Linked DNA regions of Mus musculus: region 2 is linked to region 1. Evidence: chromatin loops called from intact Hi-C (ENCODE). Cell type or tissue: heart. All regions are shown on one strand.

The links. Hi-C counts contacts between places; a loop is a spot of excess contacts. Peaks named below come from ENCODE experiments on the same cell type or tissue, not always from the same donor. Only the 100,000 strongest peaks of a DNase experiment are listed, where the experiment ranks them.
Region 2: it touches region 1 in a loop (2.4-fold over the local background); 3 of 42 quality-filtered maps call a loop at or near these places.

What each region holds. Positions count from the first base shown.
Region 1 is chr11:61,169,906-61,177,905 of GRCm38, reverse strand. It overlaps Usp22 (ubiquitin specific peptidase 22), which reads left to right and starts at 2,847. Exons shown (of 13, transcript NM_001004143.4): 1 at 2,847-3,191. The coding sequence starts at 3,021. In heart, a CTCF peak has its summit at 3,515; a DNase peak (open chromatin) is centred at 2,696; H3K4me3 peaks cover 3,619 bases; H3K27ac peaks cover 2,163 bases.
Region 2 is chr11:61,480,804-61,488,803 of GRCm38, reverse strand. It overlaps Mfap4 (microfibrillar-associated protein 4), which reads right to left and starts at 3,373. Exons shown (of 6, transcript NM_029568.3): 1 at 3,319-3,373; 2 at 2,999-3,083; 3 at 2,612-2,766; 4 at 1,798-1,894; 5 at 1,543-1,725; 6 at 99-1,050. The coding sequence starts at 3,324. The coding sequence ends at 803. In heart, no CTCF peak of the experiment used is centred here; DNase peaks (open chromatin) are centred at 1,223, 1,743, 3,473 and 3,843; H3K4me3 peaks cover 2,383 bases; H3K27ac peaks cover 4,044 bases.

The DNA.
Region 1 (8,000 bases):
GATTGATGGGGGGAGGGTCTAGCCCATTGTGTGTGGGGTCACCCTGGGCTAGAGGTTCTGGGTTTTATGAGAAAGCAGCTGAGCAAGCCTTGGGAACAAGCCAGTAAGCAGCACCCTTCCATGGCCTCTGCATCAGCTCCTGCCTCTAGGTTCCTGTCCTGTTCCAGTTCCTGCCCTCTCTGCTTTTTATGATGGACTCTCACATGGAACTGTGAGTGAAGTAAACCCTCTCCTTCCCAGCTGCTTTTGGCCATGGTGTTTCATCATAGCAATAGTAACCCTAACTAATCACCAAGTTATAAATCGGCAGATAATTTTGATTTTATTCTTGTAGACATTAAAGAGTAGGAAATAAAACACACAAATTACATCCTCATCAACTCTTCATTGGGAGTAAAAAAACCTAGGGGCTGGGAATGTGGCACCAGTGTTAAGGGTACTTGCCTGGCACTCATGAAACCCTGGGTTTGGTCCCTAGGCCCTCACACACTGGGCATAGTTATGTGTACCTATAATCTCAGCACTCAGCAGGTGGATACAGAAGTTGGGTCATCCTTAGCTACAGAGTGAGTTTGAGGTCAATCTGGGCAAGATGAGACCCTGTCTAAGCTGTACCCACCCCCAAACACACACACACACACACATACCTAACAAACAAAAAAAGGTAAACTAAACAAGTAACTGTCCCCTGACAGATATAGTGATACATTCTTTCAAGTGAATCAGGTAGTGGGGGTGGGGTGGGAAAGTGACTGCCATTGTCAACAGGGTGACAATGGAACACTTTCACTGTACAGGGAGTTTCTGGTGAAGCCTGGCAGGTGAGGGAGTATGAGATTTGGGGTGTGGTGGAAAGCACTTTAGGAAGGGGCTCTGGATGTCTGCTAATTTGTCCTAGACCCAGGTCCCCCTCATCCCACCAGACAGGGTTTCTCTATGTAGCTCTCACTCTCCTAGAACTTGCTCTGTAGACCAAGGCTGGCCTCAACTCAGAGGTCCACCTGCCTCTGTCTCCTGAGTTCTAGGATCAAAGGCATGCACTGCTCAACACGGAGTCTTTGTTCTAGTTTTCCGTCCATTAAACTCCACAACTTCCGGATCATGGAAGTCTTGGCAGCAGTTGCTGTTTTGTTTTGTCCCACCTGTGTTGGATTGCAGTAAAATAGCCAGCAGTGGGATAAGAATACCTGAACAGCATCACATGTAAGCCAAGGGCTTCCCAAGACAATGACTGTACTTGAAAGGTTTTGTGTGTGTGTGTGAGTGAGTATGTTCCCTCACAATATGCCCTGAGTGACTCATTCACACACAGAAGTCCTTTAGTAAGCCAAAACCCTCATGCTCAAGTCCTAACTATAAAATGATGTAATATTTGCCTCTAACCTATATGGTCTGTATGCATCTTACCAGCTTCCCCACCCCACCCCTTCCTCTTTTTACTATGAGTCTCACTATTTGCTCTGGCTGACCACAAACTCCGGGCTCAAATGATCCTCCTGCCTCAACCTGAGTAGCTCCCAAAATATTCATATACACAGACACACCAACCCCCACCCACCCCCTTCTCTATGCTGTAACTCCTCTCTGGGTGATACTCAAATGCCAACTAAGATAGCATGCTAAGCCATATCTAAGCCTGAATACGACCATCACTGCTCTAAGACCAAGCTGGTACTCATTGGACAAGCCACAACTGCAATTGCTCCTCGGAACCATGACATCAAAATGCCTGTCGGCAATTTTTCTCGGCTGTCTTGTCTGCTAGCTGCTGTTACTGCAGTACACCGATGAACTCTCTACTTCTTCTGCCTTTTCTGTCTTGGAGAATTATTTCACTGCTCCACATCATGGGTACCTGTCTGCCTGAGTTTGACACCTAGCTGTTATCCTGTTTAAGGTATAACAGGAGAGAGGTGTCTATTTACTCGGTATATACAATTTGTAGGGCAGAAGATCAATATTTTCTCTTCTGAGTTGGTTTGCTGCACATCTGTGTAACCCTCAGATAGGAGAGCTAAATGCATCATAGCTCTATACTGTTCCTACTTAATAATAGAGTGTAATGTGGCTAGTACAAATTGAATTGCTATACCAAACCTGTATAACACGATATTTCAAAGCCAATGTAAAAATTTGACTTGATATTCTGTCTTTATTTGACTGCTTGTTAAAATTAATTTTATCTTTCTTGGTGCAAAATATTGTACAAAATGTAGCCACTAAAAAAATTCGTATACCAGTTGGCATTCTAGTTCAATAGGATAACGCTGAATAATATCCTAGGGAAGGGAAGATCTGTATTCTTGCCACGCCCAATCTCCAGCTGTGGCATTGCGGTACCCAACACAGTCGCCAAGATGGCAGTCTCTGCAGAAACGCCCACACTAGGAACTCCAAGGACCAACAAACAGAACCTAGAAACCCTCCTTTCAGAGAACTCGCAGACGCAGGCCCTACCCTGCCCCACCCCTCCGTCGCCCCGCCTCTTTGCGGCAGAGCTCAGGCCGGTGCAAACCGGTTCAGTGGCCTGACTGACACTCAGTTTTACCCAATCCTCAGCACGCCCCGCCTTCCAAGGAGAGACTCGAAACGTCAAATCGCTGGCGTCTCCGGAGGCGGTTCGAAAGCCTATAATAGGCGCAGACCGTGTCTTAGACCGGCAAACCACCAATGGTGTGACGCGAGGGCGGGACCCTGTTGACCCAACCCGAGGCCTTCGGCTTTTCTCTGGAGCCAGCGGGCGAGAGGAGGGCTGATAGGCGGGGTCTAGAGCAGCGGAGCCTGCGCACTAAGGCCGCCGGCCTGGGTGACGTTATCCTTTCCCGCGGACAGCTCCGCCCTGTCCCGCCCAGCCTCGCCCCGCCCTCCTCGAAGTCAGAGGGTGCTGCGCGTGCGGTGGGTGCTGCTGTAGCCTGCCTGAGTTCTCAACGCGGTCTTTGTCCCCCAGCTTTGTTCTCGCCGCCCTGGCGTCGTCCTCGCCCCCGTCGCCGCCTGCCCCGCGCGCCCGGGCCTTGCCCGCCATGGTGGCCAGGCCGGAGCCTGAGGTCGAGGCCATGGACGCTGAGCTGGCGGTACCGCCGCCTGGCTGCTCGCACCTGGGCAGCTTCAAGGTGGACAACTGGAAGCAAAACCTGCGGGCCATCTACCAGTGCTTCGTGTGGAGCGGAACTGCCGAGGCTCGCAAGCGCAAGGTGAGCCCAAGGCTTGCGCCGCTCTGCGGGCTGGGAAGCGGGGAGTGTAGGTGGGAGAGGGAGAGGGGAAGCCTGGTAGTCGTGGGGAGGGAGCCTGGCCTTGCGGGGAGGGCGTGAGGGGAAGCCTTGCCGTGAGGGGGTGGGGCCGAGGAATGGGCAAGGCGAAGCCTCGCGGTGCAGGGAAGGGGCTAGAGGAAGCATCCCGGTGCAGGAAGGGGGACTAAGGAGAACCTCGCAACGTGGGGAGGGGGCTAGAGGAAGCGTCGTGGTGCAGGGAGGGGGCTAGAGGAAGCATCACGGTGCTGGGAGGGGTCCAGGGACCACCTAGTGGACGCTGTTGGGAGTGTGGCGGTGGAACCCACGATGGGAGGGGGAGGGGTATCTGAGTAGGAGGAGGAAGATCTGTCTGGACATTCCATTGAGGAGTATTTGTCTGTAAAGGTAGTGGTGGGGGCCTGGGGTCTGCAGGGTAGTTCCGTGGATAACAGCTCGTTCCCGGGGCTGAGACCCTTCGCGGACACCTGAGGCTGGCAGGGCCTCCGCGCACTCGAGTTGAGAAGCGAGATTTTTAGGACGTAGGAGGTGATTGACAACCGCAGCCTTCGAGAGTGGCTATTTTGTTGTTTTGGGTCCTGTAAATCTCAGCAACTATGATGATTTTATTAGTGATTTGGAGATGGGAAAACATTATTTTCTAATTTAAAAAAAACTTCATAATTACAATTTGATTTTGAAGGTGAAAAGTGGAATAGAAAATTTTGATTGTTTCTATCTTGAGTAGCATTTTATAACGGGAGAACTGACAAATCTGCTGGGTGTTTCATGTTAAGCATCAAACTCTCCCTCTTTAGTTTCTCGAGGCAGGACTTCTCTCTATAGCCCTTGGCGTTCTTTTCTTTTTTCTTTTTTCTTTTCTTTTTGGTTTTTCGAGACAGGGTTTCTCTGTGTAGCCCTGGCTGGCTTCGAACTCAGAAATCCGCCTACCTCTGCCTCCCGAGTGCTGGGATTAAAGGCGTGCGCCACCACGCCCGGCTGCCTTTGGCAGTTCTTAAACTCGATTTGTAGATAGCTGGCCTCTAACTCACACAGATCCACAGGCCTCTGCTTCCAGAACGATGGGATTAAAGGTGAATGCAAACCACACCCCCCCCCACTCCCACCCCGGCCTAAATTCCCCCTTTTTAAATCAATCGTGGCCATAATATAAGTCTTTGAGGGCGTTAAAGGCTTATGTTCTGTAAGAGTCTTTTAGGATTGGAGCAAGAGTTTTGGTAATAGAAGCATATGATAAAAAAATTACTAGAGTTGTCTTACTTTGTATTTTGAGACAGGAGCCTTTCTCTGTGGTCCAGACTTAACCACCCAGTCTTCCTGTCTCAGCCTCGTGAGAACTAGGATCACAGCAGTAAACGGTCACTGATCCATTCTGTTGCTTCTTGGATTGAGATGTGCTATAAAGTCATTTTTACATTGGGATTAAATGGAGGAATCTTCCCCTTTCTCTTTCCTTGTTTTGCTTTCTTCATCTCCCCAGACTCTTAGTTTTGTATAGCACTACACAAGGAAATGAAAAGTTTCCTTTTTAATTAGGGCTGCTCAGCTCAATGTTTAAATCTCCACCGTGCTACAAGTTCTTTGTTAAGTGATCTTCACAGCCAAGAGTTGGGACACCAGGACAACACTCAGAAATTGTGTTGTTTTGGTGGACTAAATTAGGAAATGAAGGCAGATAGCTATGCTCTGAAGGTGCCCAAACTTAAGGTTGTGAACAGAACTTCACTCCTGAAGTTCTCTCCGACTTAGAATGTTTTCATTTTACAAGTCAGTGAGTCATAAAAAAAAAAGAAAAAAAAAGTTTGGCCTTGCATGGTGGTGAAAGAAGAAGAAGAAGAAAAAGAAAAAAACAAAGAATACAAATGACCAGTAAATATCTGGAAAGGTATTCCTCTTCAACCACCAGAGCAAGGCTGGTTAAAACTGTGCTGAAATTCCATCTTACCCCAGGCAAACTAGGTACCCTGAAGAGAAAGGAGAGCAAATGCATGGAGAAGCCTTATGCACAATTGCAGTGGGGATGCAGACTGCTGCAGCCTTCTGTGAACCAGTGGAGAGTTCTCAAAGACCTGGTCACTGAGCCACCACACTCTGAGGTATAGACCCAGAGGTCTCTAAACAAGCACAGCGATGCAGAAAGGGGGACATCTGGGGAGAGGGAGGGGAAGGAGAGGGTAGTATTGGAGGTGAGTTGAACAAGGTACAGTGATAATGTAATAAAATGTCATAATGGGCCAGGCATGGTGGTGCACGCCTTTAATCCCAGCACTTGGGAGGCAGAGGCAGGCGGATTTCTGAGTTCAAGGCCAGCCTGGTCTACAGAGTGAGTTCCAGGACAGCCAGGGGCTACACAGAGAAACCCTGTCTCAAAAAACAAACAACAACAAAAAAAGATGTCATAATGAAACTGCTATATGACAACTTAAAAAAGTGGAGAAGCACCGTAGGTGTCTGTCAGGGTTGTAGCCTGTGGAGTGTGACTTAGGAGAGCCAGCACCTTCATGTGGACGTGGTGGCAAAGGCTCCCTGCATGGCCTGTTCGAGGTTTAACTTCCACTTCATTCCACCAGCTCACAGAGCTAGCTCTCAGTACTGGCTGATGGCAGGCTGGTCCCAGGCAGGCTGCTGCTGGCTCAGGAGCCACGTTCCTCCGGGAGCCCACAACAGTCACTGTTTGTGGGTGGGAAGCAGCTTCGCTGCCTCTGGCTCTATGACTGGCTGTGCTGCTCCATAGGACCCCTGGTCAGGCACTCCATTGTGCCTCTCAATGGCTGCTTCATGATGACCCCTAAATGGGGTTTAAAATCTGAGCCTTGAGGATGACTGGGAATTCATATTCAAACTTAGCAGTATTGGTAGATGGAAACAGGTTAATAGTGGCAGTGACCTCTGCCACTGTCCCCCGGCTGTTGTAAAACTCCCAGGCCCCAGGCACTGAAATGTCAGGACGACTTCCCTGGCAGGACTCTAGAAAGAATCCATCCTGGCCTCCCTCTTCCAAGACCCTGGCCCAACCTCCAGTCATTCACATGGGTTTAGCCTCTGGTCCCATCACCATCTCTTAGGAGGGGAGGTTACCTGGACGAGCATTTAGGGCTAACCCCAGACTGTCTGGGTTAACCATGCCTTTGCTTAAATATCATGAACATTAATTTTGAAGGTGTTTTATGAGCTACCCCAGGGCTTTGATGGTTTTTTTGTTTTGTTTTGTTTTAACTCAGTGCTATGAAGTAAACCATTGTCTAAATTGCAACCTGCACTTGAGTGAACCCAGAATGTACACTACACATAAGCTCTATAGGTAGGTAGCACCCACTTCAGGATCTTGAACTGCTGTAGCATCGTGGCCACTGACTTTGCCATTAAGTAAAGGTTAAACTTACGGTTGTGCTAGACATACTTCAGTAGCCCAGTAGCCTCAATGTAGCTAACAAGTTGTATAAAAGAGGTAAGGGGAGGGTTATTAATAATTGAATTTTTTTAAAGGCAGTGTTTCCCTATGTAGTCCACGCTGGCCTCAAACTCAGCAATCCTCCTGCCTCACCTTTCAGAGTACTGAGACTACAGGTGTGTGCCACTGTGTTTTGCTAAAGTCAGAGTTTTATCTCTGTCAAAGACCACTTCTGTTCTGTATGGTCATTGGGAAGGGAAGCTGTCCTGGCTTTTTTTTTTAATCTATTAGCTCAGAAAGATGTGTCTTCCATACAAGTAGCAAACTTGCAGTTCTGCCTTAGTCTCTGTGGATTGTACAGTAGGCTCTCGTCACCAACTGGCGAGAGTCAGGCAGGTGGTCCATGAGGACTTTCTTGTTCTCAGACTAGCATAGAGACTGCTTATTTTGTGTGTTGGAGTCATGGCCCTGAGAAGACACAGGTTATTTCACAGTTTTAAACTGCTCATCCATCAGATGTGGTGACCCTTTAAATTCCTGCAGGATTTCACCTATGAATTTACCTAAGTTTGCTCTTTGTCCTTGTTTTGCACTCCGCTTTTTAAGCCATATGTTAGAGGATATGTACATCTTGGTGATTTAATGGAACAGACAGAAAGGGCCAGTGTGGCTCAGTGGATAGAGGTGCTTGCCACTGAACTGGGTGGCCTGATGGGACCCACTTGTGATAAGAGCCAGCTTCCACAGGTGGTTCTCTGACCTGCACACCCCCTGCGACATTGTACACTTTCACACACAAATACAATACATTTAAAAACAGAGCAGTCCATTTCTTCTGCCAGTCCTTACTCTCATCTTCGTGGGTGTCTGCTAAGGCTTCCGTGGAGTTTGGCGTGCTGCCTGCCTCTGTATTTTAATGTGATGGAGCATGTGGGGTGTACTTTACTATGTAGTTCCTTTCTCAGTGTTGTGTCTATTGAGATTCATTCACGAGACAGGTTATAGCCTTTTTTCTGTCTAGGAGTTTTACAGCTTATAAGTTCAGTTTAATGTGTATCTTTTATTAAAAAAAAAAAGAAACCTACAATAAGTAATGTCAGAAAACAATTGTCATAATTTCCATTGGTTCATTTTTACCATTCTTTATTTTATGTGTGTATTTGCCTGATGTATGTCTGTGTACCACTGTGGGCCTCTACAGAGGCAAGAAGAGGGTGTCAGAGTCCCTGGAGCTGGAGTTACAGGAAGTTGTGAGTTGCTGTGTTGTTGTTGGGGATTGAACTCGGGTCCTCTGCAAGAGCAGACAGGACCTTTTTAACTGTTGTGCCATCTCCAGGTCCAGTTTTACATCCGCCCTCACCCTC
Region 2 (8,000 bases), 310 kb before region 1:
CATTTTTGGGGTTGGGGTAAACACACCAACAATGGTACAGTGAGGAAGAGCCAGGTGCTCATATTTGGAGCCAAGTAAATGTCTGTCCACAAAGCCAGTCCATCAGATCCTGAAGTTTATTGAGACCTCTGCTACCCACCCACTTCCAGCCCCACATATTGATCCCTGCTGCCTCTCATGACGATCGCTAGGGCAAGTAGGGGACCAAGTCAACAAGCCTATCTTTGCCATGACGACTTCAGAGTTGAGCAGTAGCCGTGGTGAGTATTGTTTTGGTGGTGAATTTTGAGGGATGAGTGAAGGCAGATGGGATTGGGCTCCATGATGCTCACGTAGGGAGTAAAGTGATGAGGCCAAGGTAGGAAGTATTCTGAGGAGAGCTATGTGAGTGCTGGGGTGTGGCAGTGTGCAAGAGCTGATTGGCAATGCCACAGGTGCTGCATGACTCTGTCGAGGGTAGCCCCAAACAGAAGGCTCTGCAGTAAGGAAACTGCTGAGGTGGGGTGCAAAAGCTGGCAGCTAGAAGGTAGCTTCTGGCTTTCAGCTGTCGTGAAGGGGTAGAAGCAACTTGGAGTTTTTAATGGATTTCAGCCAGATCCAGGCTAGGATGGCTCAGCCACAGAAAGGCCTGGAGGGCTGCTGACAGCCTAGCCTCAGGTGGAATGCATCAGGGCGTGGCTGTATGTGGGACAGGGATTTGCCAGGGCATGGCTGGTGCTCAGGAATTGTGGGTAAAGCGTGGAGGGAGAACATGGACCCTTGGGACTTCAGGGGAAAGATGGGGCCTGCTTGGGCCAGCCCCTCAGGCCCGACGAATTTTCATCTCCGTGCGCTTGAGGGAGTAATAGAAGCCTTTCCATTGGGCCCAATTGATGCCATTGGCATAGGAGAGATGGGAACCACCCAGGTAGAAACCGTTGAGATTGGCGAAATGGCAGCTTCGGAACCAGAAGGCTCCTGAGGAGAGGGCTGCACAGTTCTGCACGAAGAGGTCCTGGTCCCGATCAAAGGTGGAGAACTTCTGGCCACTGTGGTAGGACAGTGAGTCACCTGGCAAGAGGGAGGAAGACTAGAAAAACTGAGGCCAGGAGCTGAGAGGATGACAGCACTTGATGAATGACTCTTGGGATGACATGATGTGGCATCCTATCGGATGGGGGGCACCCTCCCTGAGCCACAAAGAGAACAGCTGTTCTTCTGCAGAGCTGCCTGGAGCAGGGCCACTTGGAGCAGGGCCAGGGTGGCTGTTCCCTGGGGCTGAGGTTCCTGTAGCTGAAGTTGGTCTGTGGAGAGCTATGACTCTTCTACACCCAGAAGGGTTGAGGGAGGGGCCTTAGGAACCAATGGAGCAGGGCCAATCCTACGTTACTGACCCCAATCCCTACTGACCCCACTCCCTACTGACCCCACCCCCTCCCCCACCACTGCCCCTGAAGAAGTTGAGAGAGGTACCCGCCCCACCCCCTACTGATCCTACCCCTTACTGACTCCCCCTACCCCCCCCCCCCCCGCCACTGCCCCTGAAGAAGCTGAGAGGGGTACCTGCCCCGCCATCCTCGAAGCCAGCCACGTAGAGGGTATAGCCATCCTCCTCAGCACTGATGGCGTTGGGGGAGATGGAGAAGTCAATGTACTTGGCATAGGCTGTGTTGTTCTCAAAGTCTTCCAAGTCCACGCGCAGCTCATACTTCTGCTTCAGTGTCAGGAGGTGCAGGTTCTGCAGCCCTAGGGACGGGTGGCAGCCGGTCAGCAGAGACTTGGCTGAGGGGCAGCCCCCACCCCATGGCCCCACCTTACCCAGCCAGTACTCCCCGTCAGCACGGCCAAAGCCCAGCTTGTAGTCGCTCCAGCCCCGGAAGAAACTCACTGAGCCGTTGAATCTTTTCTGGAAAACCTGGAAACAAGTGGACAAGGGGCTGGATGATGGAGGTCCAGTACCCTAGGGTGACTCTTAGCCATTTTGTTAGGGAACTGCTAAAACAGAACACACTCTCTGGCTCCAGGCCTCTCATTGAACATCTGCTGCTGAGAAGGGGGTATCTACCAGGCCCCTTGTCTGCTGAGAGACAGGAAGGGGAAAAGATTAAGAGGGAGCTGGGACCTGTAGACATAGCTTAGTGGCAAAGCACCCACTTAGCTTAGAGGCCCTGGGTTCCATCCCAGCACTGCATGATAAAACCAGCAGGAGGGCCGGGCGTGGTGGCCCACGCCTTTAATCCCAGCAATCGGGAGGCAGAGGCAGGCAGATTTCTGAATTCAAGGCCAGCCTGGTCTATAAAGTGAGTTCCAGGAGAAACCCTGTCTAGAAAACAACAACAACAACAAAAAAACCCAAAACCCATCAGGAGGATCTAGAATACTTGGCTGTGAGTTCATTACTGTGCCCGCCAAGGCTATTAATGCTACTTACCTGGGCTCGCAGTTCCTCATTTAGACAAGGCACCAACCTACCGCTGTGAGGACAGCATGCATTAGCTTCCTCAGGCAAGTAAGTGCTAGCAGCCCTGGATCCAGTCCCCATGAAGATGAAAAATCCACTTCACAGAGATGACAGCCGGGATCGCGCAGCTGCCTGAACCCCATCTGGCCTGAGGCCCCTTTGCCTACTCACCGTCCACTTGCCGCCCTCAGTTGTCATGTCGCAGAAGACGGGCACCGGCACACTGGGGCCATAGGGGTAGATGAGATACACGCCGTCTTCCTGATAGCCCTGGGCGTAGATATCATCACAGTCCAGGGGTTGCTGAAGACAGGACTTCTCCAGAGCTGCGAGTGGCAGTGTGGGGACCGTGAGGAGAAAGACTAAGGCATAAGGACACCCCCCTCCATATCCCAGTTTTGCTCCAGGCCTAAGGGACTCTATCAGGAGAAATCTGGAGATTTCTCTAGGGGGATACCTGCCACTTTGTAGAGGAGGAAGCAGTCCTGCAGAGCCTCACTTAGAATGGCCTCATCCAGCCTGCTGACCAGGCCGTGTCTGTGAATGGGGGCTGCTTACCATCTCCCCGGATCCCAGAGGCTTGCGGGGCGCAGGGGGGAGGCATGGAGAGCAGCATCAGCATCAGTGGCAGGGCTGGGAGGGCCTGGGGATGGGAAATGGGGTGAGTGTAGCCCCCAACATGGGCCAGACGCCTCCCACCTCCCAGGGCTCTCCCTGCCTGAACTCTGCCCTCTGTCTTTTTTACCCCCTCTCAACTTTCAGAGGAAGGCCCAATATCCCCAGAACTTAAGTTTCAAGAGAACTCCACTGAGCTTCGCTGTTCCCTATCTGGCAAGTGGCTTGTCTCCACAAATGGTCTTGATCCTCCAGGCCAGTACCTTCATGGTGTCAGCTCAGTTGAGAGAGGCTGGCTGTCTGGGGCCCCAGACTGCAGCCGCCCACAGTTATGTGTTGGGTCTGAGCCCACAGACCCAGCTCCGCCCCTGGAACTGCAGAATGCCCCCCACCCCCACCCCAACAACCGGCCCCCGGCATCAGCTTACACTGTCAGGGGCCAGAGGACCACCTGGGTCTCATTAGGCCTGTCAGAGAAGCACTGTGAACCAGACATTAACTCCTTACCAGCCGCAACTGTACCCTGGACCCCACTCTGCCTCCTGCCCTGCTGGACTTGTGGGTCCTTTGGCAACCCCCGCTGGCCTCTGCTCACCCCTCTGTTTCCTGACAGGCCCTCTGCAGATGTCTGCTTTCCTAACTAGTCTGCTCAAGAGGTGTCCCTGGGACTGAGACAGGGGTCTTCACTTGGCAATGGGAAGGCTAGGGGAGACGGTCCCAAAGCTCCCTATGAGGGAGCTGCCTGGCCTGGGAGGAGACAGGGCCAGCAGGGGCCCGAAGTCTCCTGGCAAGCTTGGGACATTTCTGAGCCATGAGCAGAAAGATACAGGCGGCCAGCAGCTCTGTCTGCCTCGACTGGAGCCAGGGCCCTCTCCAACTCCTTCCCAGCCCCCTCCCCTGCTGGGTGTCTGTACCCCCCACTCTTTCCCCTCCTACAGTTCCCTGGACCATCTGGGGTGCTTTTGTTTCTCCTCGCTCGGCCCCTCCTCCCTTCTAAGCCCATCTGCTCTCACCGCCGCCCGCCCGCCCGGCTGAGCCTCTCGAGCCCTCTCTCCTCCATCCTGGCTGAGCCCAATGCTGCTTTCCTTGTCCACCTTAAGCCTGGTTTCGGTGTGCCTCCCGCCACCCTGGCCACCCAGTCTCTTCTGATTTTGCTCTCTCCTCCTCCTCCCATTCTCTGTCGGCTGCAAGAGTGTCCCAGGTGCCTGATCTGTGTTCCCCTGTTTAAGCCTCCGGTGGCTCTCCATTCCTTCACGGCTGAGGCCAACATTTCCGACTGGGACTTGAAAGGAATTACCAGTCTGGCTCGACCTCCCTTCAAGCCCGTGCTCCTCGTGACTCCCTACACTTTGTCTGGCTACCCAGACTCCTGGCCAGCAGGCCCCTGGGCCTTTGCCTGGGCTGTTCCTCGTGGCGCCCACCGGCCTTTCCTTTTGTCTCTGAGTGCTAGTGGGTAGTGCTCATTGCCTCCCAGTTCTGCACACTCAGCACCCATCATAAAGCGTATGGATTCACCAAAGACAGATTTTTGTTTTTTTTTTTTGAGCACCTACTATGTGTTACACAATATGTTTGCTGCTGGGGATGCAGAATCAGCCCCTGGAGTGGCCTACGTGTTTTGGACAAAGAACCAAAAATGCCTTGAAGGGACACAAATGTAACAGGTGAGCATGTGAGAGATCCAGAGCAAAGAGATGGCTTAGATCCTTTCTCTCCATCCCTGGAAAAGGAGAAAAGACCCACGAAGAACCCCATTGGGCCTCCTTGACAGTGCCCACACCAACTTGTCCAAGCTGACCTGGAACTCACTCTGTAGACCAGGCTGGCCTCGAACTTAGAAATCCGCCTGCCTCTGCCTCCCAAGTGCTGGGGTTAAAGATGTGTTCCACCACACCCGGCCCAAAGGAGAAATCTTAACCTAATTAAATTCAATGTGAATTTGAGCAATTATAAACAAAGCAACACAAAACAAAAGTGATTTGCAAATTGGGCGGTCCAAGGCGAATTCAGACAACTCCCAGTAATAATAGGATCTGACAGCACTGAGAGGGAACGAGCGTGTGCAGAGACCGCTTAATTGGTTACAGCTTAGTTCCGTAATTGGTTTCAGAGCCGCCTGAAGTTAGTTGGAGTCAGAGTCAGTGCAGGAGCTGAAGCTGAACCAGGGGCCTCCCACAAATGCTATCTGGTGGACTGTAGTCATTAGTTAGCCAGATTCGCTCATCATCGTCATAAACATCCGATGGTTCTCCTTCGAGTGGGTTGTAGTCAACACAGTTTTCACCCTTGTCTGTGGAAGGCAGAGTTGGCCTCCTCACGATAATCACTCTTGCGTTAGTCCAGATTTTTAGCTGGCTCATTGTCCAGTCTCTCATGTGGCTGGGTGAGGTCACAGGTCTGAATTTTGGCCAATAAGATGCAAATGGAAGATGGATGGATCTTGGTTTTTCCTTCTGCTTCTGAAGCTGAGGGAGGGAGACCTAGCTGCTGCCTGGAACATGGGGATGAGGCCTTATGTGGGGAATGGCTGAGGTGAGACAGATAGACGCATGGTCCCTTCCTGCTGTGTGGAGTGGGTCTCAGGCCGGGCCTGCACCATCCTACCCTAAACCTTCTGTAGAAGAGAAAGAAACGTTCATCTAGTTGAAGCGTGTGGATTGTTCTTATAACACAAGTTGTCTCTAATTCTAATATTTCCTTCAACAAATACTAGCATAAAGCTACAGAAAGGCTGGCACACGCCTTTAATCACAGCACTTGGGAGGCAGAGGCAGGCAGATTTCTGAGGTCCAATCCAGCCTGGTCTACAGAGTGAGTTCCAGGACAGCCAGGACTACACAGAGAAACCCTGTCTCAAATAACAACAACAACAACAAAAGTTACAGAAAGGAAACTAAGGGTGTGTGTGTGTGTGTGTGTGGGGGGGGGGGTTATCGCAACAAATAAAACACACCTAAAGTTCAATAACAGAAACTTTTGAGGACATAACTAACAACTGTAGGAGTGAAAACTACAAAATGAATGAGCAGAGCTATAATATTTCATTAAAGCATTATAGATTTCTTTTGGTGGTAATGTGCGCCTGTGCTGTCCAGGGAGGTACTCTGCCGGCAGGTGTCCTTCCAAATAAATGCTAAGAGTTAGATCTATGAATTAGGGCAACTCCTTCTGAAGAGAAATGTGGTAGCAAATACAAGCAGTCAGTACTCCTCTGAAGATGTTGAAAGAATCACCCAGCCCACTAACAGGTTTTGTGTGTGTGTGTGTGTGTGTGTGTGTGTGTGTGTGTGTGTGTGTGTGTATGTGTGTGTGAAGATGACAGAAAGTTGGGAGACAGGCAGGCACACTTAGGGATGATATCAGTGAGGTAGTAATGGGTGGGCATACTCAATATATATTGTATGAATATATGAAACTTTCAGATTATAAATATTACTTTTATACAAACAAACAAGAAATGAGGCTGGAGAGAGTGCTCAGCGGTTAGCAGCGTTGACTGCTCTTGCAGAGGACCCAGGTTCAATTCCCAGCACTCACATGGCAGCTCCCAACTATCTCCAATTCCAGTCCTAGGGGGTCTGATGCTCTCTCTGGCCTCTGTGGGCAACTGGCACACATGGTACACAGACACACACGGTACACAGGCACACACGTAGGCAAAATACTCCTACACATAAGAATAAGAAAATAAGGCCTGCCTGCAGCCATGTGGGGCAGGCAGGTAGAAGACACCCAGAAGCCCTGTGGCCTTCCTGCTGTAGGAACCACCAGGATGTTCAGGCGTGTGGTGAAAAGGGGAGGGGGAGGAAGAGATGGAAAGTTTTGAGCACAGTGGGGGGAGGAGTGGAGCTGGAGATGCAAGGGTAGATAAGAGTGGCTTGCTCTGCTGTCTGGGGCCATGGTGAGGTCGCAGCCTGTGCTGCTCTTGTGGGTCCTGTCTGGGTTTGTGATCGTGCAGTGGCAGGGGTCTGTGTCGGTGCCTGTGGCTCATGCTGCTGCTGAGGGCCATGCGGGTGTGCCTGGTCTGGGCTGCTGCCCGGAGCAGTGTGGATGTGTGTGTGTGTGTGTGTGGGGGATGTGGGGGGGTAGAGGCTGTGCAGATCTGGCCCCATCCCTCACTTGCTGCAGCACTTGGGGAAGTGGGCCTTGGGCCACAGTAGGACAGCAAAGTAGAGCTAGCCCTTGGGGATGGGGGAGCATGGGAGAGCACCCCCCCTCCCCGCCAAGTCCAGAAAGTTAGAAAGCTGGCCCTGCCTCTTGCCAGTGTTGGCATTGGGTAAGCTAGTCAGGGCAGTGCTGGAGAGCTGGCCCTGATGGCATGAATATGGGAGAGCTGCCAGGCTCATCAACCAGCTACCCAGGCCCAGATCCAGGGCTTTGGGTTGGCCACCTCAATATCTACCCCATCTAAGAACTTTGATGGTTCGTGAAGGGGCTGGTCCTGCAGATCCAAAGCTCCAGGACAACAACATAGTTCCGGTGATGATCCAGTATTAATAGTATAGTAGAAGCCAGAGGTGTCAAACCAGATCATTGCAAAGTTCATTGCAATAAACACTTCAAGTAAAGATGTATGGACAAAAGGCTATACTGTGGGGATGCACTGTAACACACCGCAGCTGCCATGGTGAAATACTTTCTTGTTTCTTGTTTCTTATTCTTATTTTAGTTTTTAATTTTCTTTTGGTGGGGAGGTTGCAAGGGTAGAGGGCAGGTGCAAAGGGACAGGGAAATTAGTGGGATTGGGGTGCATGGTGTGAAGTTCACAAAGAATCAATGAGAGAGGGAGAGAGAGAGAGAGAGAGAGAGAGAGAGAGAGAGAGAGAATGTTCTACTGATGCCAGGTAGAGAGAGAGAGAATGAATGTTCTACTGATGTCAGGTGGTAGTGGCACACTTTTTTTTTTTTTTTTTTTTTTAAAGACAGGGTTTCACTATGTAGCCCT